Regions from separate parts of the Mus musculus genome. Here all the other regions are linked to region 1. The links are chromatin loops, found by intact Hi-C in ENCODE. Cell type or tissue: heart. All regions are shown on one strand.

Region 1 (8,000 bases):
AGAGGAGCACTCCCTCCCTTGCCTCCCTCCTCATACTAACTGTAGAGAGACAGAAAGTTAGGAAGATCTTGGCCTGCACAGTGTCCGTCCCTGGACATTCCCTCCCAGGCACATAACTTCGAGGTACTTAAAAGATGTTGCAAGAGAGTCCTGTGGTCCTACGAGAAGATGCCAAGCAAGATGAGTCTCTCTCAGCACTGCTTCCAGCGGATGGCAACTTCTCTTGTGTGGCCTTCAAAGCAGAGGGGACTGCAGCCTAGCTCAGGAGCATTGAGAGCCTTACTCATCTGTGAAGAGGTGAGCATGACAGACCTGGACTTGGAGTCCAAAGCAAAGAGAAAGGGGCAGTGGGATAGGGACCTATGGCCCGTCATGGCAGCTGCTGTCCCCTCTACCCAGGCCCTCTATTGTGTCCTCTCATAGACATTCAACCATCCAAAAGGGCAAGTGCATGCTGTTATGGAGTGTGAAGTGTCCCTTCACTGACTAGGCGGATGAGGACAAGTGACTGGATCCTAAGGGCTCTGAGCTAATCAGTGGATTAACCAACCCCTTGATGGATTTATAATTTGGAAGCATGGCTTGGAGATGCTACAAAAAGTAAGAGGCTGCTACCAGCCGGAGTATTAGGTCGCCGTGGGTGACTCTGTGGTGTTGTATCTTGACCTGGTCCTTCCTGTACCCATCTCTCAGCTTCTGCCATGAAGAAGCTTTTTCATCCCGCCCTCCCACCTTCACGATGCTCTGTCAAGAGAATGGAGCCAAGCAGCCACAGACTGACGCCTCCGAAGCTGTGAGCATCAGCAAATCTTCCCTCAAGTTCTTTACATGGGGCACTTTGTCACCACCATAAGACTAGCCAATCTACAGGCCAGATGCCAGCTCCTCCGGAATAGTTTCCCATAAGCCCTTTCAGCCCGCGTTAACTGACTGACAGGTGTCCCCATCACCCTCTTTCTCTGGCAGGCCTATTTTACACTATAATATTGTTCTGTTAGCATTGCAGGTTCCTCATTAGGCAGAAATAATATCATAATCCTATGTTCCTTGCACATGATCCAGATGAATTCTCCCTCTATTCCTGCTTCTCACACGAGCTGGTGCACACACACACACACACACACATACACATACACACACACACACACACACACACACACACAAGCACACGCACACGCACACACACACACCACTGCTACTACACCAGTAGAGACTCTTTGCCCCCCTTCCCAATAAAGGATATGCACTTTCCAGGGGGGCTCAAAGGGTCTAATTCTGAAACATAAATAGTGTGTATATGCTGGATCAGTTCAGAATCTATTATATCCAAAGGAAAAATTGTGGATCTATTTCTAAAAGTTTCCTAGTCACTTCTGAAGATAAATTTTGCATTTAAGAAAAAACTCAGAGTAGAGAGCTAGAAAGATGGCTCAGCAGTTAGTTGTGCTTACTGTTCTTGCAGAGGACCTGGGTTCAAGTCCTAGCACCCACATGGCTACTCACAACCATCTGTAACTCCAGTTCCAGGGGATCTGACGCCCTCTTCTGACTTCCACAGGTACCACGTATGCCCATGATACACATGCATACATGCTGGCAAACCATTTTTTGTGCATAAACAAACAAAGCCAAATAAAGTAAATAAAATTAAAAAAGAAAAAACAAGTAGGAATAGGAGATGTAGCCCAGGAAAGTACATGCCTACCACCTTCGGGACCCTAGGCTGAACCCTTAACACTGTAAAAATAATAATAATAATAATAAATTTTAAATATTAAAATGAATCAGAAGCCAGGCATGGTGGTACATGCCTTTAAACTTAGCACTTGGGAGGCAGAGACGGTAAATCTCTCTGAGTTTGAGGCCAGCCTGGTTTACATAGTGAGCTCTAGGCTCCTCAAGGCTACAGAGCAAGATCACATCTCAAAAGACACAAAAAATAAACCACAGTAATCCTTTGCGTTTGCTGTCTTGCTTTATAACTGCATTGTCTGATATGAGCGTATTTGTAACTGCAGGTAACAGAACACTGAAAATTAGAGTCCTTGGAGAAATAGCAGCCACCTAACTCAGTTAGCCAATGAGAGCATGTAACAAGGGTACCAAGTCAACTGGGGCAGGACTGGCCTTCACCTTCAACACCACTCAGTGTTCGTATCTCTCACTGCGCAACGAGTTTTGTTTGGTTTTTCATTTAAGAAAAGCAGACTTGAGGGACCTGGGGAAACAGCTCAGTATGTAAAGTGCTTGCACGATCCCCTGCACCCCCATAAGAGCTAAGTGCAGTGCTGCGCCTGTGATCCCAGGACTGGGGATGAAGAGGCAGCGGGATCATTGGGGCTTGTTCCCAAGGTCTGTCAAAAATGGAGCTCCAGATTCACTGAGAGGCCCTCTCTCTAAAAAGTAAGGAGGATGGAGCTGAAGGTTTTGAGCATCAGCTGCTCATCCAGAGGACCTGGGTCCAAGTCCCAGCATCCAACATGGATGCTCACAACCATCTGTAATTCTAGTTCTTGGAGATCCAATGTCCTCTCCTGGCCTTCAGGGTCATCAGGAATGTATGTGATGCAAAGACACTCGAGCATGCAAAACACCCATATATATAACAATAAGTGTGTGTGTGTGTATGTGTGTGTGTGTGTGTGTGTGTGTGTTTTAATGAGGAAAGTAGTTGAAGAAGATGCTCAGTGTCACTCTCAGCTCCCCAGGCACTAACACATATGCAGAGGGACACACACCTGTGCTTGCACACAGAGAAGTAGATCTGAATATATGAGTGCCCACCGGTGGCCAGCCAGGGATGCTCTCTGCAGCCACACCTCAGTACAATGATCACAGCATGGGACATGGATGCCACTGGGGTCCATTCTGAAGGACAGCTCTGTTTCCTGCCTCTGGCCAGCATCTGTGGTCAGGCAAAGCTACGAGGAAATACAATGAAGGTCAGTTTAACAAAGACCCCAGTGTGGGTGAAATTTAACACCACAGGAGACAGACTGTGGGAGGAGGAAGAGGAGCCCAGAGCCCCAGGCTCTGTGGAAGAAATGGGGAAGGGTCAGAGAGGGAACTGGAAAGAAGCCTGATCCCACTGCAACCTCTACAGCCAGACTGCTGGAGACTTCCGAAAATGAGGCACACCAGGCACAGACAGTGGTAAGTGCTTGCCATTCTAGCTCCTTGGTATCCCGAGACTAGAAGAGGAGGAGGAGGAGGAGGAGGAGGAGGAGGAGGAGGAGGAGGAGGAGGAGGAGGAGGTGTCCAGCGTTCAGAGTTTAGGACCAGCCTACTTTTTTTACACAGTAAAAAAGTCTCTCTAAAAATATGTGTGAACATACACCACACACACACATGAGAGAGAGAGAGAGAGAGAGAGAGAGAGAGAGAGAGAGAGAGAGAAATACAGATACACAGAGACAGACAGACAGACAGAAAGCCAGAGAGAAAGAGAATGACACCCACTGCCCCGGGGGGAGGGACATCTGGCCACAGTAGGTCCTTTTCCAATGAGTGACATTTCCTTGACGTGTCTGAGCTGACAAATGCTCTGCCACAGAACCTGACAATGGAGCAGACTCCTCCTCCGAGGAGCGGATGCCCTCCCTGGCAACTGGTGGTTTTGGCTCTCACAGGTCTGGGGGAAACCACAAGGCTAGTTTCTGTTTAGTTCAGGCTACCGCTAGGTGGAGAGGGTGGCTCTCTTCCTGGCTTTTTCAGCCCCTGGTACATGCTGTCACAGGAGAAGCTTAGAGCCAGGATAGGGGCTATCTATCCCTTGGTCACGAATGTCTTGAAGACTGGAAAGGTTTTAATTTATATTTCCTCTACCCTTACTCCCCCTCCCCGCCCCCCAAGAAGCTTTTCTGGAGCAAATAAGGCCACATCGCATCAGTGTCCTGAGGAAGAGTCATGCAGATTGGGTGTACTCAGACCATAGACCCTCCAGGCATGTGGGAGTCGGGGGTGGGCAGAAGATGGGCAAGCCAGGAGTGTTTGCAGGCTGGGTGGGAGGGCATGTTAAGGGTGATCGGAGCATGAGGTCAGCTGCAGCTGATAGAGGCTGCTGGCAAGAATTGCTCTCCCACTCACCCTCATCGGTTGCCCATGGAGGCTGGGTGGTTTTGATGCACCCAATCAGCTGGTGGATCCATGTTATGGCCCCCTTCTTCTGGCATCACACTCATCTCTCTTTCATACTTCCTTGTACCCTGGCTTCCTCTTATCCCTCCCATACCTATGTGCACCCCCTCCTCCAATCTCCTTCCTTAGCCCCCGTGTCCTTGCGAAATAGGAACACACTGATGGTTGAGTGCACCCTGCAGCTGGCTCAAGGCTCCCCACCCTAATGGAGGACAAGCTACCTGTTGACCCCTATATCCTGATCTAACTTTCTGATACTTTGTTAGCTCGGCGTGAGGGCACCCAGAATAAAGTGAAACGTCACATAGGTCATATGCAGTTTTTCAGAAGCAAGTGGAGAACTGCCTTTCCTTTCTACCAAGTTTGGTTGTCAACCCTGATGCTGCTGTTAGCAGGATTGTGGACGTAATGGCTGCAGCTTGGGCAATCATTTTGACCTACGCAGTATGTGTCCAAGGGTATTTGCATGGCCCCGCCCCCATCACTTCAAGTCACTAATGAGTCTTTGAGAGACTCATTTGACCACAACCATAGTCTTTGGTCAGGAAGAACTTCGATCTAGTTGAAATGAGTCTCACCAAGTTTCACACCGTCTTGTTGCAGAGATTACAGTGCCCTGACATTTTACCCGCTTGGCTAGGCCGGGCCCATTGTGCCGATGTTCCTGCTTCTAGTCGCTTTCAGGCACAGCCCACAGCAGCACATTGCTCTGTGCCTTGCATCATGGGCCTCTCACCGTCTGCCCCGGGGCTTCCCTGTTGTGGAAGATCAAGGCGCCGTGGGACCCACTACCTAAGCAGGTACACTGAGTTCAGGTCAGACTTGTGGGGCCATGGGCAAGTGGACAGAGAAGGAGGCTGGCTGCTTCATGGGTGGCCGAGCACAGCACAGATGCCCCTGCAACTATTTCCTGGTCTGGCCTCCTCTCTCAGGAGAGAGCAGACTAAGTGTGCACGCAGACTCTGCCTATCATAACGTCAATCTGAGGAAGACTTGACCAGGCAGACAAATTTTCCTTCTCCGTGCTACTGTGGCAAGCCCCAGGGCTTTTTCTGGTGGTCTCACATGAAGCAAAGCAATTAGTTTTACTCATGAGAAGCTGAGGCTAGCCCGGTAATCATCCCCTTTTTTTATCCAGCATCCTGGACACTCCTACTAGCTTTCAGAGCTCTGCCGATTCCATAAACTTAAGACAGGGAGACGTATGGAGAACTGAAGGAACCCCATGCTGAAGAAGCCCCCTCCCTCCAAGAGAGCAATATTCGCTGTTAAGTGGAAGCTGCTGCTCTTTAGGGCTCTCTTACCTGAAGTCTTATCCTGCTGCAGATACACATCTCTTGGCTGCGAGTCCCAGAGCCCTCTCTACCCTGTTATTAAAATACTTCTCTTCCCTTTCATTCCAATTTCACTTTTCCTGGCTTGGCTGTATGAGGATCCATACAACATTCCTCCCAGGAAAGTCTAAGGGGCATAATTATCCCTCGACTTGCCACCCCTGCCTCCTGCACTTGCAGCCATGAAGAAAGGAAGAGGATCTGGGGTAGGTTAGATGATGCGCCTGTGGGCAAGCACTAACAAGAGAAAACCTCCAGCCTTGTGGCTTCCACCAAATTGCACCATCATCTCACTCCCTACCCGCCCAGACTGTGCAATTTGGGAGTCATCAGATCTCTTCCTAGGCACTCCATCATGGGATGGGCAGAGCTGAGGATGGTGCCTGCTCATCTTGGTCCCCAAATGAGGATTAAAGTAGAGAAGGGCACTCTCCATACAGGTGTGCAGTTAAAAACAGGTAGTACGCTAGGCTCCGTTTACTCACTGGTACCCTTTTAGAACTTGTAGTTAATTGTGGTCAACTGCAGTCCAAAACATTAAGTGGAAAAGTCCAGGAAAAAAACAAACAACTTGTAAATCCTAAATTGCTTGTCATCCCGAGTAACGTACCATCTTGCTTTACTCATTCCACCTGGAACATAAATCATCCTTTCACCTGCTGCATCCATGAAGTATTTGCTACCCTCCCGGTAGTTACTTAGTACCTATCTTGATCATCTCCTTCACCTGGTACATCCAGGCTCTATTTGCTACCCTCCCGTTAGTCACTTAGTAGCCATCTTGATTATCAGGCTGATGGTTATGATCTCACAGTGCTTGAGTTGTTAACATTATTTTTCTTAGTAACAGCCCGAAAGCACAGGAGTAGTGGCGCAAAGCAGACACAAGGGCATTAAATAGTTTTAACTCTGGTACTGTGTGGCAAAACACTAGGGTAGATAGGGAAACACATAGTGTACCTAGGGTTCAGTCCTATACTAGTCACCTTCTCATTGCTGTGACCAAATACCTGACAAGGATCAATTTAAAGGAAGATACACTTATTCTGGCTCATGGCTGGAGGATATAGCCCATAATTGCAGATGTGACACAGTGGCAAGAGAGCTGGCAGGAGTAGGTGGCTACTTAGTCTCATCTGAGTAGAGCAGGAAGCAGCGATGAGACAGGAAGTGGGGCCAGACAATAACCTCAATGCCTGCCTTGCAAAGGTCCACTCCTTTTATCTGGGTCCTACCACCCAGAGGTTCCATAACCTTTCAAACCAAAACCATGGAGTCATATATTCAAACATGTGAACCTGTAGGGGACACTTCCGCTATAACAAATGCTGTCTAGGGTTTCAAACAACTGCTGGGGGTTTTAGAATGTATATCCTGCAGATGTGAGGTCTACTATAAATCACTGAGTCCTAGGCTGCTTATGGGGATGCTTGTCTATCACAGCATCACCCAGCCCCAACTGACTAATACACACTTGGAGTGAGTAGATCTTGCTCAAAGATTCTAACTCATTTTGATTCGTTTTTAAAGGGGACAAGATATCAAAGCTAACTTTATTAAACCATCAAAAACGTTCACAAATTCCAACATCTCTGAGAGCTTTGGGGGGGGGGTGTACCTGTGCTACTTGAAGCACTCACATCAAGGGTTCTGAAATCCTAGGAGATGAGAGGCAGGGAGTGTACTTTGTTTGGGGGTTCCCAGGTCTGTGTCACATCTTGGTGTTTCCAGGACCCCTGCTATCAAACTTTTCCATATACTCAACTGAGAGGTTAAGCCTCAAAAATTGTTTTGTTTTGTTTTATTTAAAAAGAAGCTTTTTCAACATGGAAGCAATACATAGTTTCATTCTAAAAATGAATGACCCACAAGTACCCACCTATTCTCTCCTTAACTGTCCAAGGGATGCTACCACATGCAATCCCATCAGCCCCTGGGCTAGTCTATCTCTTGGGTGCTGATTTCCAATAAGCATTTTGTTGGAAAAAAAGAGGAGTTAAATAAAGCCATCCCTCCACCTATCTAGATGTAGTGAGTTCCTGGGGAAAGGACACCGGATATGTCCTGGTATGACTTCTTCTCTTTCTTTCTTTCTTTCTTTCTTTCTTTCTTTCTTTCTTTCTTTCTTTCTTTTTAAGATTTATTTATTTAGTATATGTAAATACACTGTAGCTGTCTTTAGACACTTTTTCTTCTCTCTCTAGCCCCACTTGCTTGCTGTAGCTGACTTCAGACACCCCAGAAGAGGTCATCAGATCTCATTACAGATGGTTGTGAGCCACCATGTGGTTGCTAGGAGCAGTCAGCCAATCAGATGGAGCTTATTCCTCAGTTGAGGGTCCCTCTTCCAAATTAACTCCAATTTGTGTCAAACTGACAAAAACTGACCGGCACAGGATTTACCTTAAGGGATGTTAGTCAGCCTTCTGTTGCTAGAACAAATACCGGAGGCAATCAGCTTAGAAAGAGAAAAGGGTCTTTGGCTCACAGTTGTAAGGGGTTTCTGCCTAGAATCTGCCTCCTTGCTCT
Region 2 (8,000 bases), 80 kb after region 1:
CACATCAAATCAAAGCTGAGCATGGGGCCTGAAGAAAGGGCTCTGAGGTTAGAGAGCCTGCTGCTCTTCCAGAGGACCTGAGTTCAGTTCCCAAAACCCACGCCAGAGGCCTCACTACCGCCTGTAACTCCGGCTTCAGTGGATCCAAGGCTGCCTTCTGGCATCTGTGGACACTATGAGAGACACAAGAGAGACACTCGAAAGTAAAAAAAAGAAACCTTAAAAATAAAAATAAAACGGGTATTACTCTATGCACCTGTGATTCCAGTGCATTGCACAAGGAGAGGGGTGTAGCCTGCAGCTCACTGGCCGGCCATTCTGATCAGTAGAGTCAGGGAGACCCTGGATCCAGGGAAGAGCTTATATCTAAACACAAGGGAAGCAGCCAGGCATACTGGTTTACGCCTGTAACCCCAGCACTTGGGAAGCACCTGCAGGCAGATCTCTGAATTCTAGACCAGCCTGCTTCATACAGCAAGTTCCAAGCCAGCCAAAGCTCCATAGCAAGACCCCGTGTTAAAACACAAAAACAAATAAACACAACAACAACAAAACCTAAAACAAAAACAAAAAAATCAAGGTAAGCAACTCTTGAGGTGTAGGTGTGACAGGACACCTGGGGTTGTCCTCTGACTTTCACGTGTGCAATCACACAAATGCACAATTCAAGGGAGCTGAACTATAGATGCAGTCAGCCTAGGTACCTGCTGATGGATGAATGGATAGAGAGTGTCACACACACACAACATACACTCACTCATGCACACTCACATATACATACAACATACATTCGCTCATTCACATACTCACACAACACATACACACACAACACACACACACACGCACGTGCACACACACACACACACATACACACACACACAAATACTGCTTTTTTTAAAGACAGCTTCCTCTGTGGCCTAGGCTGGCTTCAAATGCCTCCTCCTCTTCCTCCTCCTCCTCTTCCTCCTCCTCTTCTTCCCCCTCTTCCTCTTCCTCTTCCTCCTCTTCCTCTTCCTCCTCCTCCTCTTCCTCCTCCTCCTCCTTCTTCTCCTCCTCCTCCTTCTCTTCCTCCCTGTCCCCTGATGCCAGGATTTCAGGTTAGGATCACCATGTTTGGCCTAAAACTTTAAGTTTTGTTTTGTTTTGTTTTGTTTTGTTTTGTTTTGTTTTGTTTTGTTTTGTTTTTTTCTTTCATCGGCCCTCTAGTGTGCAGCTGCCCTAGCAGGAAGAAGGGTGGCAGGAAGGGGTGGCTCTGTGACAGCCTGGCCTCCGAAAGTGGCGGCTTCTCAGTGGTTTTAAAGGTCACTTGCTGACCTGACCGTTGCTGAGACTGAGGAAACACACACAGGAAGTGTTATGCAAGTGAGCAGAGAGACTCACAGGCTCCTGCCAGGAGGTCTGAGCCGATGCTTCGTGCTTTGTGCCACCCTGTACAGGTTCCCACCTCAGGAGCCCTCCAGTACCACAGCTGTGGCCACAGCCTGGCCGGATGACAGACAGTCCTGTGTGTGTCCCCCCCCACACTGAGCTGACAGCTGAGGACTGGACAGGATGGCACCAGTCTCCACCAGCTAGGGACTTTTCAGAGCAGGTATCATGAGAGCTACTAGAGGACTTGTGACTTTTGTCCCACAGTCAAACTTCAGGATTGCACAAACCACCAGCCTGGAGTGACCTTGCCTTGTGGGGAAGCAAGAGGAGCCCAGGCTCCCACGCAGACAGTAAGTCCACAAGGGTACAGAGTACCAGCGCTCTGAGAGCTTAAAATACACCCACAGGAGGAGTGAGGCCGGCTGGCTGCTCACCTTGGATCTGCACAGCACAGAACAAAGGGAGCCCTGCCTTCGTGACAGACAAATCCAACCCCAAAGTCCCTTTTCACACACATAGCCCTCATTGGCCAATGGCTCTTTGGCCTTCCCCTCTTCTTCCTCTTCCTCCTCCTCTTCCCCCTCCTTTTCCTCCAGGCTGACAAGCAGACAGACCCAAGGTCACCCCATGTCTATACTAGCCTGACAGCCAGATGGCCTCCTTCATCACCCAGCCTTCTCTGCAGGCTACATCCCAGATAGGCTGGGAGCTGACCCAGCATCTTAGAAAATTCGAAAATTTACCCTTTCCTCTCCCTACCCCCACCCCGCCGCCAGCAAACCCAGGTCACTCCAGTTCTAATCTCCTACTCGCTTCTGCTGAGTCTGCACTGGTTTGGGACTAGATGGACCAAGCCCTGAGCTCTTTCTGCAATATTCCACATTTGACCACAGTAGGTCACCATGTGCTATAGAGGTGGCAGGGCCTAGCCTGGTTTCTATATCATTAAAAAGAGTTGCAGATGCCTTCCACTGGCTTTTGGTAACTCATCCAAAATCAGGAAACAGGAAGAAAACTGAGCTCCTGGAACTGTGGCCCCTCCCTCTCTTCCACCTGGATTATATGTTTCCTGTTCGTACATAGAAACTTCCAGAATGGTCAACATGGTGATGGGTGAGCCGGGCGTGGTGGCGCACGCCTTTAATCCCAGCACTTGGGAGGCAGAGGCAGGCGGATTTCTGAGTTCCAGGCCAGCCTGGTCTACAAAGTTAGTTCCAGGACAGCCAGGGCTATACAGAGAAACCCTGTCTCGAAAAACCAAAAAAAAACCAAAAAACAAAAAAAGATGGTGATGGGTGATGGGAACCGGTTTGACCATCAGCAAAGCTGGAGTGGTATTGGATGGGACGGTTTCAAAGTCACCAGGCTGACCTCAGAGCATCAAAGTGTGATCTTTTGACAGTGCAGGCTGATACTTTGCAGATAGTGCACGGTGGGCACGCTTTGTGAAAGTACTCTAGCCAGCATACTCCTGCTAAGTCAGCCAGGACACTACATGAGAAAGACGTAGCCCAAGGCCAGCACGCAGCTGCTGTGTGAGGACAGGAGTGACAGGGTACCATTCTGGGCATCTAAATATAATAGGCAATAAGCTTGAGTCACTCAGACTTAGACTTTATGAGCCAGCCATGCTTTGATGGCATACCAGGTCACAAACAGTTCTCTTCCTTGGGCTACACAGGCCCATCCTCTTGTTAGGTCCTCTCACACTCCCTCTTCCATCACATAAAACAGGATGATAAACCTGAACCATGATGACTAGAGATAGCAGATAGCAGCTACCTGAAGGAGACCCTGGACCAGGGCAGATATAACTATGGTGGCCTCAAGCCAAAAAATCACTCACAGAGCCAGACAGAGCCAGCTCTCCTCACTGTCACATGAAGAGAGAGAGACAGGCTCAAGACTTCTTTTTCTACTTGAAGCCTGGTTAGGCTTAGAGTTTAGCATAGCCACAGTGTCCTCTTGAGGCAGTGCACACTAGAGAAAGATTATTATCCCCTGGACAGGACAACATTCAAGGTGTAGGAATGATCAGACATTCACAGATATACACACACCACAGAGACAGAGAGATAGATACATATACACACAGACACACACACCACACTGATAGACACACATACACCACACATGCACACACAGATAGATACACACATAAAAATACACGCAGACATACACAGATAACCACACATAGAGATACAGACATTCACAGACACACACAGAGAGAGATAATCACACACACATACATAGATAGATACACAGACACTACAGAGAGACACACAGAAATCAACACATATAGAGAGATGCACACACATAGACACACAGAGATATACACACAGAGATGCACACAGAGAAATATACACACAGAAACACACACACAGAGAGAGAGAGAGAGACAGAGAGACCAGTTTCTAGCATCTACTTTCTAATTAAATGTAACAAACCACCAGCTAATTCATGCCATCAACTAACACGGACAATGTGGGTGGAGCCGCCCTGGGGTGTTAAAGCCTTGGACTTCAAGGCTCTTCGTGGTTGGCAGCCTCTCCACTCCTAGGACAGCTACAGGTCCTTAACAAAATGTCATGTCTGGGTCATCTACCCGGTCATATTGACTCACCAGTCAAACACTTCCTTTCTATTGTGTGGGACTCAGACATACTAGGGTTGAATGTAGTCCTTCAAGCATCATAGACTGGAAAGTTAACCTCCAGTTTCACACGCTCATGGTGCAGAGGTGGGGACTCCAGGAGGCTGTTAGGGCAGGTGGGAGTAGGAATCCTAGGATGGTATGTGTGGCTCTTAAGGAAGAGGAAGAGAGACCCAGACTAGCACATTTGTTAGTCTGTCTTACCATGTGCTGACTTCTGTCAGGTGACTGGAGAGATGGCTCCGTGGTTAGAAGTATTTGTGGCTCTTCTAGGGAACCCTAGCTCTGTTCCCAGTATTGATGCCAGGTGACTCAGAGTGCTTGTAACACCAGCTCTAGGGAATCTCACTCCTTTTCTTGGGTTCCAAGGGTACCTGAACACATACACATACAAATACACACTTACATAAACACATAAAAACTAGTAACAAAAAGAAAACTTTTAAAGTACTTTTATTTGTTTTAAACATTGTTACTCTTTTATTTATTTTGAAACAAAAAGTTGCAAAACACACACACACACACACACACACACACACACACACAAATTAGCCAAACCCAAAGTCTAAACAACTTAACCAACTTCTGCACAGCTAGAGTATATTTATATATTTTTAATAGTTTACTTAGCGTTATTTTATGTTCATTGGTGTGAGGGTGGAACTGAAGTTACAGACCATTGTGAGCTGCCATGTGAGTGCTGAGAATTGAACTCGGGTCCTTTGGAAAAAGAGACACTGAGCCGTCTTTCTAGCCCCATATTTTTATATTCTGAAGCTAAATAAACAAAGGTGTAAAAGGATGCCCACCCAGGGCCTGGCACGGGCTAAATATTGCAGATCTAATCTCTTACCTGCAATTCTGAATCCAGATATCCCCTGAACGCTGAAACTCTCTCTTTTTGGCTGTATTAATTGTGGTGACATTGCTGTGACAATAACTGACTGAAACTTGGTAGGGAAGATGGACTTGGGCTCAGAGTTTCAGCCCATCATGGCAGAATAGCTCACTGCAGCGAGAACACACCATGGAGTCTTTTCAGATCATAGCAGACCCCAAAGCAGACAGACCTGAGCGAGGAGCGAGAAGCGACTCCAAATGCCTGCTCCTGGATGTAAGAGAGGGCACATAAACATATCTGTGTAGGGGCTGCCTTAGGAAGAAGCATTGGAGTCGCTGTTGCCTGCAGAAGGAGAGAAGGGACTGCGATGGACGCAGAAGGAAACTGAGGCTGCCTGGCACACTTCTCATGTACAGTGGAATGCTCCCACCACATGTTAAACACATTGTAAGATTATCAAGTAAAGGGTTAATAAATGTTTAACTCCCATCACGATGGGAGGAGCTGAGCCTGGTGGCACAGGCCTTGATCCCAACACTTGAAAGGTGGAGGCAAGAGGGTTAGGAGTTCAGGGTCAGCCTCGGCTATGAGTTGAAGGCTAGCCTGGGCCAACTGACCTTGTGAAAAGAGAGGAGTGGAGGAGGGGATGGAGACAGGGAGACAAAGAGGGACAGAGAGACAGAGAGCAGAAAAAGAAAGGGAGAAAGGGAGGAAAGTGGTGAGCGACAGAAGGAAGAAAGGAAGATTCACCGTATTTGTGTCAAGAGTCCCTGAAAATTCAAATCTCTGTACCATTAACGGGAATCTAAATGGTGCAGACCCTGTGCAAAACAGTACGGAGTGTCTTCCAAAAGTTCAACAGAGAGAGATGGCTCAGCAGGGAAGAGCTGCTGCTCTTGAAGGAGACCAAAGTTCAATTCCTGGCACCTACTTAGTGGCTCGCAACTGTCTCTAACTCCAGTTCCAAGCAATCCCACCCCATCTCATGACTACTGAGAGCATGACACACATGTGGCACATAGATACGTATGCAGTCAAAACATCCACATACATAAAACATCAAAAGTGAATGAAATAAAAAAAAAGAAGCGCATAACCCATTAATTCCACTTTTGGGTATATGTCCAAAGTGATGTGTTTATAAAGAGATAAGGGAGGGGGGTATGTTCTATGGGGCTGTGGTGAGTGGTGGAGGGGAGGGAAGGAATGCCTCAGCATGGGTCCAGCCACACGATGAAGACAACTACAGTATCATACAGAATAGAGTTTATTCAGGGCATGGGAAGAGGAGTCAAGAGGAAGAGAAAGGCAGAGAGAGGGAGAGAATAGAGAAGTAGAGGAGTAGAGGCCAGCCATGATCACATGAAGAGAGGAGGGGAGAAGGGAAGGCATTAGCAAGAGAGCAAGAGAGCAAGGAGGGGGCAAGCAGCCCCTTTTATAATGAGTCAGGCACACCTGGCTGTTGCTAGGTAACTGTGGGGCAGAGCTTAGACACAATGCTCACACAAAGGAATTAAAAGCAGGGATACAAAGGGATACAACCTGTCCATGGTCAAAGAAGTAGGCAAAAGCAAATGGCTCCAGGGCAGAGGCTTTTTAGGTTTGCAGGACAGTGGGCAAGGTCGAGTGAATGGTCAGTGGATCTGAGCTGCTGTCAGTGAGGACTGGTAAGCTCTGGGAACAGATGCAGAGCCCAAGAGTCCCAGAATCCAATCCTGATGCTGGTACCAGGAGTGCTGACCAAGTGGACCATGAGCCCAGATTGTCACAAGTGCCAGCCTCCTCGATGACTCGTAAGTAGTCATAATGAGGTGTTTGAGCTAGACCCCTTGTGTCCCTCATGAGGATCCCACACAATGAATAAGAGGCAAATCTTCACCCTCGGGTTTTACCATTTGGACTTTTTTTGTTTTGTTTTGTTTTTTCCTTCACTTTTTTCCCCATTAAAGTCAAAAGAAGTGCTTTTCTTGCCTTTCTTGCTCAGCTAATTTAGACTGATTTTGTGGTTCCCACAGTTTATTTGAGGTTCCCTCCTTTCCAATAAAATGTGGCCCAAGATGATCTTCCAGCGCCAAGAGCACCTGCCCAACAGGGAGGCGGAGCCTCAAGTATCTGTAAAGTTCCAATCCGACAACAAAACCTGTTCACTGCTCACGCACACCCCAGGGCTCCTGTGGGCTTTGGCTTCCTCCTGTGTACCCACAGACCAGTTAAAAAGACAAGCCCAGCCTTGCTCAGGGAAGGGATGGATCACAGGGTCAGTGGCCAACACATTAGAAGAACCAAAGACCCAGTGGGAGTGGGATAGCCCAGCAGAGGTAGAGTTTCCGACGCTTGCCCTCAGGCCAGGAAAAGGAACTTCATTCGTCCCCAGATTCAAAGCAGTCCGTTCAACCACAGAGGAGCAAGGAAGAGATACCTGGCTTCCCTCTTGCCTCGGCTCCTCTGTTCACCCATCCTCACTGGCTCTAAACCAGCCAAAAGTCGGAGGCAATGAACACTGGGAACACATTTTGCAATAGGCAAATATCAGCTACCCAGAGTCCCTCAGGTATGTAGACAAAGAGGCCCAAAGTCCGATGTGTGCAAGTGCAGTGGTGGCCCTGTAACTGTCCTGGCTAGAAATGAAGATATTCTAAAAAGATATTCCAACCCTGTCTCTCAATTTCAGTATCAGCTACTGGAACAACGGGCCTACTGATGTGGGAATTACCCCAGGTTTCTCACGATAGGCAAAATAAAGGGGGGGATGGTCTGAGAAAGAGATTCCACACGGTTCTAACAACTTGTGAGACCACCTTATAGAACGAGACTGAAGCCCAGAGACAGGTCAGTAGTGGGCAGGACCACACCTTGACCAGCCCATCCTTGGCCCTCTATGTATGCTTTGAGCTCCCTCCAGGTCTCTGAAGACAGATTTAGGGAAGGGACTCGCTGCATCTCTTCTCCCTTCTTCCCACTGTGGCCATATTAAATAGGTATCTTTCTTCTGCTTTGCACTGTTAATGTGGCGCTTTTAATTGCCTTAGGCTTCTTGAGAATAAGTGGCCAGACCTAACTTGGGTACAGTGGTAAACCCCCAAATCTGATAATGGCCCCAACTCAGGGGAGTGTCTCTGTTATTTTTTCATCTGT
Region 3 (8,000 bases), 60 kb before region 1:
CCCCCTTTCCACTCACTGCCAAAATGCCTCTCTGCAGGTTTCCCCACCTTGTGCCTGGGTTCTGTGGGCGTGGATTCTCAGCCAGATGCCCCACACAGAGTTGGCATCCCTGCTCCTTACCCACTGCCACTGCGACCCACCCTTTCACACACTCTTGGGCTGTGTGTGATCTGAGCTGCTTTCTCTACAAAGAGACCGAGATCTCCTTTCTCACTCCTGACTCTCTTACAAAGCTTCTCCTGCTTTGATCCCAAATTCTTTCTCTCTTGCCTGAGCACAGACTTCAGTGTAGCCAAGAGCTCTCGCTGAAGCCAGTTTACATCTCGGCCCATTCGATCCTTTGAATCCAGCCTTTATTTACAACAATAATAATAATAATTGGGTGTGGGGGGTGTGGCTCTGAGACGGGCACCTGCTGAGCACACATGAGAACTCCGGTTCCATCTCCGCAGGTACTAACAGATAGAAGGGAGAAGAGAAGAAAGGAAAACAAAGTGTACTGACTTCTTTGAGACTGACATACTGAGATCTGCATTGTCTGCACTGTCAGAGACCGTTCCCAACTTCACCCAGGAAAAGAGGCTTAGATCTATAGGATTATTAACTTCCCAACAAGCCTACAGAAACAGAAAGACAGGTACCCACCCAGCCAAAAACAAAAAAACAAAAAAACAAAAAACAACAAACATTTAAAAATGGGGCTTTCAGAATGACTCAACATTCAAGAGCATCCAAGTTCAGTCCCCGAGGACCCAAGTCCAGCTTCCAGCACCCACACCAAGTGGTCATAGTCCGTAACTCCAGCTCCAGGGTATCTGATGCCTCTGCCCTTCAAGGGCTCTCCTACATGCAGGTGCACGTATTGATGGGAAGGCTTACATCTTTTTTATCTTTGCATGTAATTACAAACAATAAATCTTTATAAAATAATTTTTAAAATAAAGTGATGTGTCAGGTTGTGGGTGTGGCTCAGATGGAGAGTATTTCTGAAGCACAAATAAGACCATGGAGTCCACCCCCAGCTCTGCCAAAAGGAAAAAAGGAGGAGGTAGGAAGGGCTGAGACGTGGAGAGTTAGCTTTAGCATGAGTGAATAAGGAAGGCACCGCGTTCTGCTCTTTATAGGCATATTTGCACACTCCCCACAGAACACACAGTTCAAGTGCAAGCTCAATAGAAGAGTGCTCGTCTAGAGTGAGAGACCCTAGATGGCATTCCCGGATACAAAAAAAAACAAGCACCCATCAGTGACTTAGGGGTATGGCTCAGGAACAGAGGGATTGTCAAAGGTGTTGCTCTTGATGCTGTGAACAAAACCTGAGGGAATTATCTTAAGGGAGGAAAAATCTACTGGGTCTCGCAGTTTGAAAGAAACAGTCGCCCTCTGAAAGAAACAGTCTATTGTGGTCAGGAAGCCAACTAAGTGCTTCTTGGTGAAGGGGACGCATAGAGGATGCTCACAACTGGGCATCTTGAAGAGGACTGAGGACAGAGGAGGAACGGACCACAACTTTCTCACCCAACTTTATCAAGCACTACCTCCTAAAGGTTTCAGAGTCTCCCAAAGCCCTGCCACCACCCAGGCACCAAATGTTCTGACACATGAGAACCATTTTGCACCCAGTGAGTGATATCCTGAGGGGTTGTTGTTGTTGTTTTGACTTTTGGATACAGGGTTTCTCTGTGTAGCCCTGACTGTCCTGGAACTTGCTCTGTAGACCAGGCTGGCCTCCAACTGCCTGGCTCTGCCTCTGAGTGCTGGGGCTAAAGGTGTGTGCCACCACTGCCCAGCCAGAGACCCCGAGTTTTATCATCAACATGCAACAATATTATCAATTTCATGCCCACCCTGTAGTGTGGAAATACAAAGAAATGGGGTTTAGAACTGGACACAAGGAAGTCAGCCCGGGCTTCGCAGTAAGACTGTGCTCAACACAAACAAATGGCGGCACGTGAGGTTTGTCATGCTCTCCATTGTGCCCGGCATCCCTGGAGGCACATGCACTCTGCCAAAGCAGAGTGCTCCCATGAGGTGCCATTGTCCCCAGGACACGTAGTGTTTTCATTGTGTTGGCTTCTTCTAGCCATGGTTAGAACAACGAAACAAGAATCATACTATTTCAGAGGTTCAAAGATACCTCCAGGGCTGGAGGGGAGAGAGAACTAGCCTAGGTCCTCCCTGGATTCCATCCCAGTGCTGCAGGCAAAAAAATTATAATTAAATAAAAGAGCGTCTTGGTGTCTTCTGCTTTTACTCATTTGCCTTAAAAGTAGTATACAAGCCCAGGGCCTGCCAGCAACTTTTGATTTTACCCGAAACAAAATGAAAAAAACAGATGCTGTCTCACCCCGCAAAGAAAAAAACCCAGAGAGCAAATGAGTATCACTGGGCGCACACACAGTTTTTGGAGACATACTTGCATCTTCAGGGTTGAAATTCACATTGTGTAAAATACTATGGGAGACAAAGGGGATCCTGGCTGAATAAGATGGAAAACCACTTCCTAGAACAACAATATTCCAGCCATGTTCCAACTGGGGCTTGGGAGCAGGGGGTGATCCTAAACAATCCAAGTCTCCACGTGGAAATAATATTTATTATTTCTCTCCCCTCCACACCCTGGAGTAAGACAACACTAAGAGCTGGCTTTCCTCTTGACTTACCAACCCCTGAAGCTGAGAAACAAGACTCTGTGGGCCTGTTAGGTTTATGCAATTGCACACCGGGCTCTTAGGTGCTTCCAACGCTACTAACAATCTAGAGACAAATGAGCGCCTTTAGGCCACCAGAAACCAGAATTCCAGGTGAGTTCTATAAAGAAAAAGAGGTAGGGAAAAGAGCAGAAGAAAGAAAGAAGGAAAAAAAGGAGAAAGGAAGGAAGAGAGATGGGGGAACAACAAAGGAGGAGGAGGAAGAGGAGGAGGACAAGGAGGAGGACTTTTTGTTTTTAAGTTTAGCTTTTTTTGAGTGTTTTTCGTTTGTTTGTTAGGGTTTTTGTTTTGTTTTGAGAGAGGAGCTTATTGTTTACTCATTATGTAGCTAAGGCAACCTTTGAACTCACAGACATCCACCTGCCTCTGCCTTCCTCCTAGTGCTAGGATTAAAGGCCTGCATCACCATACTGGACCCTTAATGGACTTCTCTCAGACTTGTTCAGCATTATGAGAAAAAGGAGGAGGGGGAGATGATTCTGGGAGATTGAGCAGCCAAAGGATAAAACTGTACTCATTTCTCAACAGCAAGCCTTTGCAACCTAAGCTCCCGAGTAAAAATTTTTTAAAAAGGCAGGCTTCTTTTCCCTTCCCACAAGGGAAAACCAGAAGGGGTGGACCACTAGCCCTCTTGTGAAAAAGATGCTCCATCAGTTCATTCAAATTCCAGCCCAGCAGGTCCACTTCCTGCCTCTCCCATCCTTTGTCCATCCTGCAGAGGAGCGCTGTAGTTTGCTAGCCCCACACAGAACTCCCTAGGGCCATTCCCTCGCTCCTTGGTGACCCTCATCCCTCCGTGGCCACCAACCCTCAACCCCCCCCCCAAAAAAACTAAGAAAGTCCACCCTGCACTCCATCTCAAAATGGCGTTCCCTCCCCCAGCTCCCCCCCCCCCCCAAGAAGCCTCATTCCTCACAACATTCTAAGCTCCAGGGCTGTAAGTTTTGCATCCTCTTTTCTTCCCAGCCAGTCGTAGTGTATATTCACACCATTCTCTCTGGGCCAGATCTCAGCTGATGGGAGCAAAACCCTGTCTGTCTGTCTGCTTTCAGCTTGTTTCCATTCCATCCAGGGCCAAGCTTCCCAACTACCAAAATAGGCAAGTGTCCCAGGTTTTCCTGCCGTACCTCTAACCTTGGTTCCTTGATTAAGTACTTGGTTCCTCTCTACACAGAACTGGACTCTGTCCAACTTGTGTCTCTAGGTCTTCAAGTGTTCACTCAGGAGATGTTTTTTTATCCACAGGTCCCTGTTTACCATTGGAGTTGGTTCTTAAGGATCCTCAGAAAGCATCAGGGGAGGGAACCCTGGTCCACAGCTCTTGCCCCACCCCACCCCGATCCAGGCAGGAAAAGGAAGCCCCTTTGTATGCACAACTTGCTGACAATTGCTGGCTCTTGCCAGAGTGGCTTTCCTCTCTCAACATAGGAAGCTGCTAAGAACTGCAACAGGGCAGAGACAGAGAGAGACAGAGAGAGAGAGAGAGAGAGAGAGAGAGAGAGAGAGAGAGAGAGAGAGACAGAGAGAGAGACAGAGAGAGAGACAGAGAGAGAGACAGAGAGAGAGAGAGACAGAGAGAGAGAGAGAGAGAGAGAGAGAGAGAAAGGAGGAGCTGTCCCTTCCGAAGACAGCAGGGTTGCAGAGGCCGCACAAATGCTACTGTGAGTTATTTCGGGACCAGCAATGAAACACCGAGCCAGTCTTTGCTCTCTGAGCCAGCCACACCAGCGCGGTTCGACTTTTGACATCTTTTCCCTGTGACGAGAAACGGCTGGCTCTTTCAGCAGTTATAGGGGAAAGGGCCTGCTAACCAAAGGGAAGGAAACCCACACCACAGACCCTACAGGAAGGAAGGCCTGCGCCTGGAAACTCACAGGCAGGAGCCATTAGAGGGCAGCAAGTGTCTGGGAACCCAGGCAGCAAGAATCTCTCTCTCTCTCTCTCTCTCTCTCTCTCTCTCTCTCTCTCTCTCTCTCTCTCTCTCTCTCTCTCTCTCTCTCTCCCTCCTCCTTTCAATTACAGGGTGTCTCTAAAGGCAAAGCACCAGGCTCCAGCGTCAGCAGAAATACGAGTTGGAAAGACCCAGACCCAGGCTGTTGGAAGGGAAGGCACCCTCCAATCCCCAAAGCAGGCCCCTCTTGGCAAGGTCGAGCAGTGGCTGTGCAGGTCTCACCCTTACTGCCCCGGAACCCCCCTGGGTCGAGGACCCTGGCAGAACCAGCGCTGCTGTGCAGAGAGAGAGAGGGTGGGGAACTTGGGCACCCAGCCTTTTGTGTCACTTTGCTCCTTGGCCTCCTGCAACTCTAGGACAAAGGAGCGCCTGGGAGCTGCCAGCAGCCTGGGGGCACCACTGGGTTTGACAAGGAAGGACGAAACCTGATCCCTGCCAACGGGACAAGTCCTTGTGCTGTTCTGTGAGGTGACCCAGTTCTGAGACCAGACCGCTAGGCTCTGATCACACTGCATCTCTCACACACCCTGCTCGCACCCCTCGGCCTCCGAGGTAAGACCGTCGCATCCTTCCTTCCACCCGGACAAGTGAGAGCTGCCACTGGGGCGTCCCCTGCGGCAGCAGCTGCACACTCTAAGGTGTTGTGTTTTATTAAAAAATAAATAAATAAATAAATAAGAGCCAAAGATATGTTTGATAGAGCCAGGTATGGTGAGATGGGAGGGGTGCCTCAGCTAGCCCATGCTGAGGCATCCCCTAACCCCTGAGGTACCAGCCATAGGATAGTATGGAATAGAGTTTATTTAGGGCAGGGAAGGGGATTTGGGAAAGGAGTAGAGGGGGCGGGGGAAGAGGGAAGAGAGTTGAGGAAAGGCTGGCCAGGAACATGTGGAAAGAGGGGGAAGGGGGAAGGGGTCAGGAAGAGAAGGCGCAGAGCAAGCAGCCCCTTTTATATAAGTAAGCCAAGCCTACCTGGCTGTTGCCAGGTAACTGTGGGGCAGAGCCTAGAAGGAATACTAACATTCCTCCGTTTTGATTTAATTTTTTACAAAGGAAAAACTAGAAAGAGGTGATGGTAAAGCAGGAATCGGGTCGCCGTAATTTTTAGGGGCTTCCTGCGGACTTTGGGGCAACATGTCTCTGGGAAACCTAAGAAAATGGGTGTATGGATGTTGGTCTTAGGAAAGCTGGCTGTTTCCTTGCTGTCCAGGGTCTGTGGACCCATCTGTGAGTAGGAAGGAGTAGGCCCAGCAGCAGCGGCAGTGTCTGTGAGAGTAGATTAGCACATCTGTAGGTTACTTCACTGGAACGGTCCTGGATGTAGATTTTGAGTAAACACCTGGACTTGAAACACCCAGCTCTCCTAAGACTACACTCAGGGGAAAGGGATGGCTCAGCATAGGCCTGCAGAGACATCCTTGGCGCTCTCTCTCTCTCTCTCTCTCTCTCTCTCTCTCTCTCTCTCTTTCTCTCTCTCTTTGGTTTTTCAAGACAGGGTTTCTCTGTGTAGCCCTGGCTGTCCTGGAACTCACTCTGTAGACCAGGCTGGCCTCGAACTCAGAAATCCACCTGCCTCTGCCTCTGCCTCCCAAGTGCTGGGATTAAAGGCGTGTGCCACCACGCCCGGCTTCTTTCTCTCTCTTTTTTTTTTTTTAAATAGAACACAATGTAAGGGACCCAGGGGCAGCTAGGAGTGGTTTCCTGCCTATCCTGCCAAGGAGCCTCTTTATATTTTACTAAGGCTTCTACCAGGAGAAGGCTTCTGGACTCTAATTAGAGCCCAGTCGGGGTAGGTCACTGGGAGACAGCAATTGAGGGTCTGGTGCAATCTGGTTACTCATTTCTTTCCCCAAGCCCCCAGAGGACAGCCCTGACTCACAGTCACCGGATTGGAAGACCTTCAGATGACATGTTCTAGTTCAAAGGGCCTGGGCAGATTCAAGTGTCAAGTTGAAGGTGACAGGTTACCAAATCCTAGCACTGAGCTTTCGCCTAGCCAACACGCACAGGCTGAAGCAAGATGCCCTGTTCACCTCCTTCCCAACACTCAGTCTCATGTCCACCCTGTTGAGAAGAGCTCCCTTGCCCTGGCCCTGACCTACAGCAGGTGACCTAAGTAAGGCTAGTCTCCCCATCCCGTCCACCATACCCGATGTTTCTTGGTCAGATAATTCTTAGTTATTTTGGAGTCAATGCTACTACCCCCATGGAACCTTAGGCTCTGAGGCCCTGATTCTCTGCCTTTGCTTTTCCATGGTCTGCCCTTGGGACTCTCTCCTCCTTTAGCTTCATGACGTAAATAAGAAGAGGCTATGGGAACCTCTAAACTAGATTCATAGATAGACCCATCACTCACAGTGAGAACACAGTGGCTAGGAACCTATCGGAGTGTGTGGAGGACTTTGCCAGCATTGGGAGGCGTTCTGATTTCCTGTAACAGTAGACCAGGAATTCAGACTAAATTTCCCACTGACAACCATTCAAGACCCTACAAAATATAAAAGAAACCCAGTTCTTCCAACCCGAGAAATACTGAGCCATAACGTTGGCTGCTGACCTTAGAAACAGTCACCAGATTGGAAGATATTCACGGGACAGGCTCTGGTCCAAAGTGACCAAGTGGACTGATCACCACCCTCATTGCCTAGCACACTGCTGCTGTCATTAAAAACTCAATCTGATGCTTGTAGCTTTGGATAAAAACTCCATGGAATGAATACTTACAGGATTTGTTTTATTTGTTTGTTCTGTAAACTAACTCCACCTGGCTAAAAGAAGACACTTCTTCTACATTGCCTGAAACCTCTCTCTGGCCTGTCTCCCACTGTACTACTGCTGTAAAGGCAGACACATCCTGATAGAGGCTATCACTTCAGTTGCAGCCTCCACAGTCCCTATGAACCAACCACAAAAGGGTCTCTGCACTGTTAGGTGTTTGGTCTCACTCACCATGAAGGCTTAATCTTTTTTTTTAAGATATTAATTAATTAATTAATTAATTTATTTATTTATTTATATGAGTACACTGTAGCTGTCATCAGACACACCAGAAGAGGGCATCAGATTCCATTATAGATGGTTTTGAGTCACCATGTGACTGCTGGGAATTGAACCTGTGTCCTGTGTAAGAGCAGTCAGTGCTCTTAACCACTGAGCCATCTCTCCAGCCCGAGGCTTAATCTTTATCATAGTGTTTTGGATTTATTCTTCACTTCCCTGAACTGCCTTCTTCATGTCTAAGATAGTAGTGCTGATAGCAACAAGCTCAGTGCTATTGTAAGGGTTAAGTAAGATGGTGTAGCTAAAACACAAAGTACTGTATCCTTAGCTTGCAGTAA

The links. A loop is a pair of places that touch in the nucleus more often than their neighbours do. Peaks named below come from ENCODE experiments on the same cell type or tissue, not always from the same donor. Only the 100,000 strongest peaks of a DNase experiment are listed, where the experiment ranks them.
Region 2: it touches region 1 in a loop (2.4-fold over the local background); 9 of 42 quality-filtered maps call a loop at or near these places.
Region 3: a loop joins it to region 1, with 6 times the contacts of the local background. A loop is called at or near these places in 10 of 42 quality-filtered maps.

The regions. Positions count from the first base shown.
Region 1 is chr13:37,538,256-37,546,255 of GRCm38, forward strand. Lncbate6 (a long non-coding RNA gene) reads left to right here and starts at 1,881. Exons shown (of 3, transcript XR_382205.2): 1 at 1,881-3,153; 2 at 4,741-4,937. In heart, a CTCF peak has its summit at 3,674; DNase peaks (open chromatin) are centred at 3,656 and 4,836; H3K27ac peaks cover 2,036 bases; H3K27me3 peaks cover 278 bases.
Region 2 is chr13:37,618,621-37,626,620 of GRCm38, forward strand. Gm40915 (a long non-coding RNA gene) reads right to left here. Exons shown (of 4, transcript XR_873251.2): 3 at 4,229-4,398. Among named protein-coding and RNA genes, the nearest start is that of Gm40915, 5.0 kb to the right of the region's middle. In heart, CTCF peaks have their summits at 1,992 and 3,331 (motif pointing left); a DNase peak (open chromatin) is centred at 1,401; H3K27ac peaks cover 1,661 bases.
Region 3 is chr13:37,478,274-37,486,273 of GRCm38, forward strand. All of the region lies in intron 1 of Gm40914 (a long non-coding RNA gene), which reads right to left. Among named protein-coding and RNA genes, the nearest start is that of Gm40914, 5.0 kb to the right of the region's middle. In heart, CTCF peaks have their summits at 4,566 (motif pointing right) and 5,090; DNase peaks (open chromatin) are centred at 3,458, 4,058, 4,528 and 5,008; H3K4me3 peaks cover 1,676 bases; H3K27ac peaks cover 2,716 bases.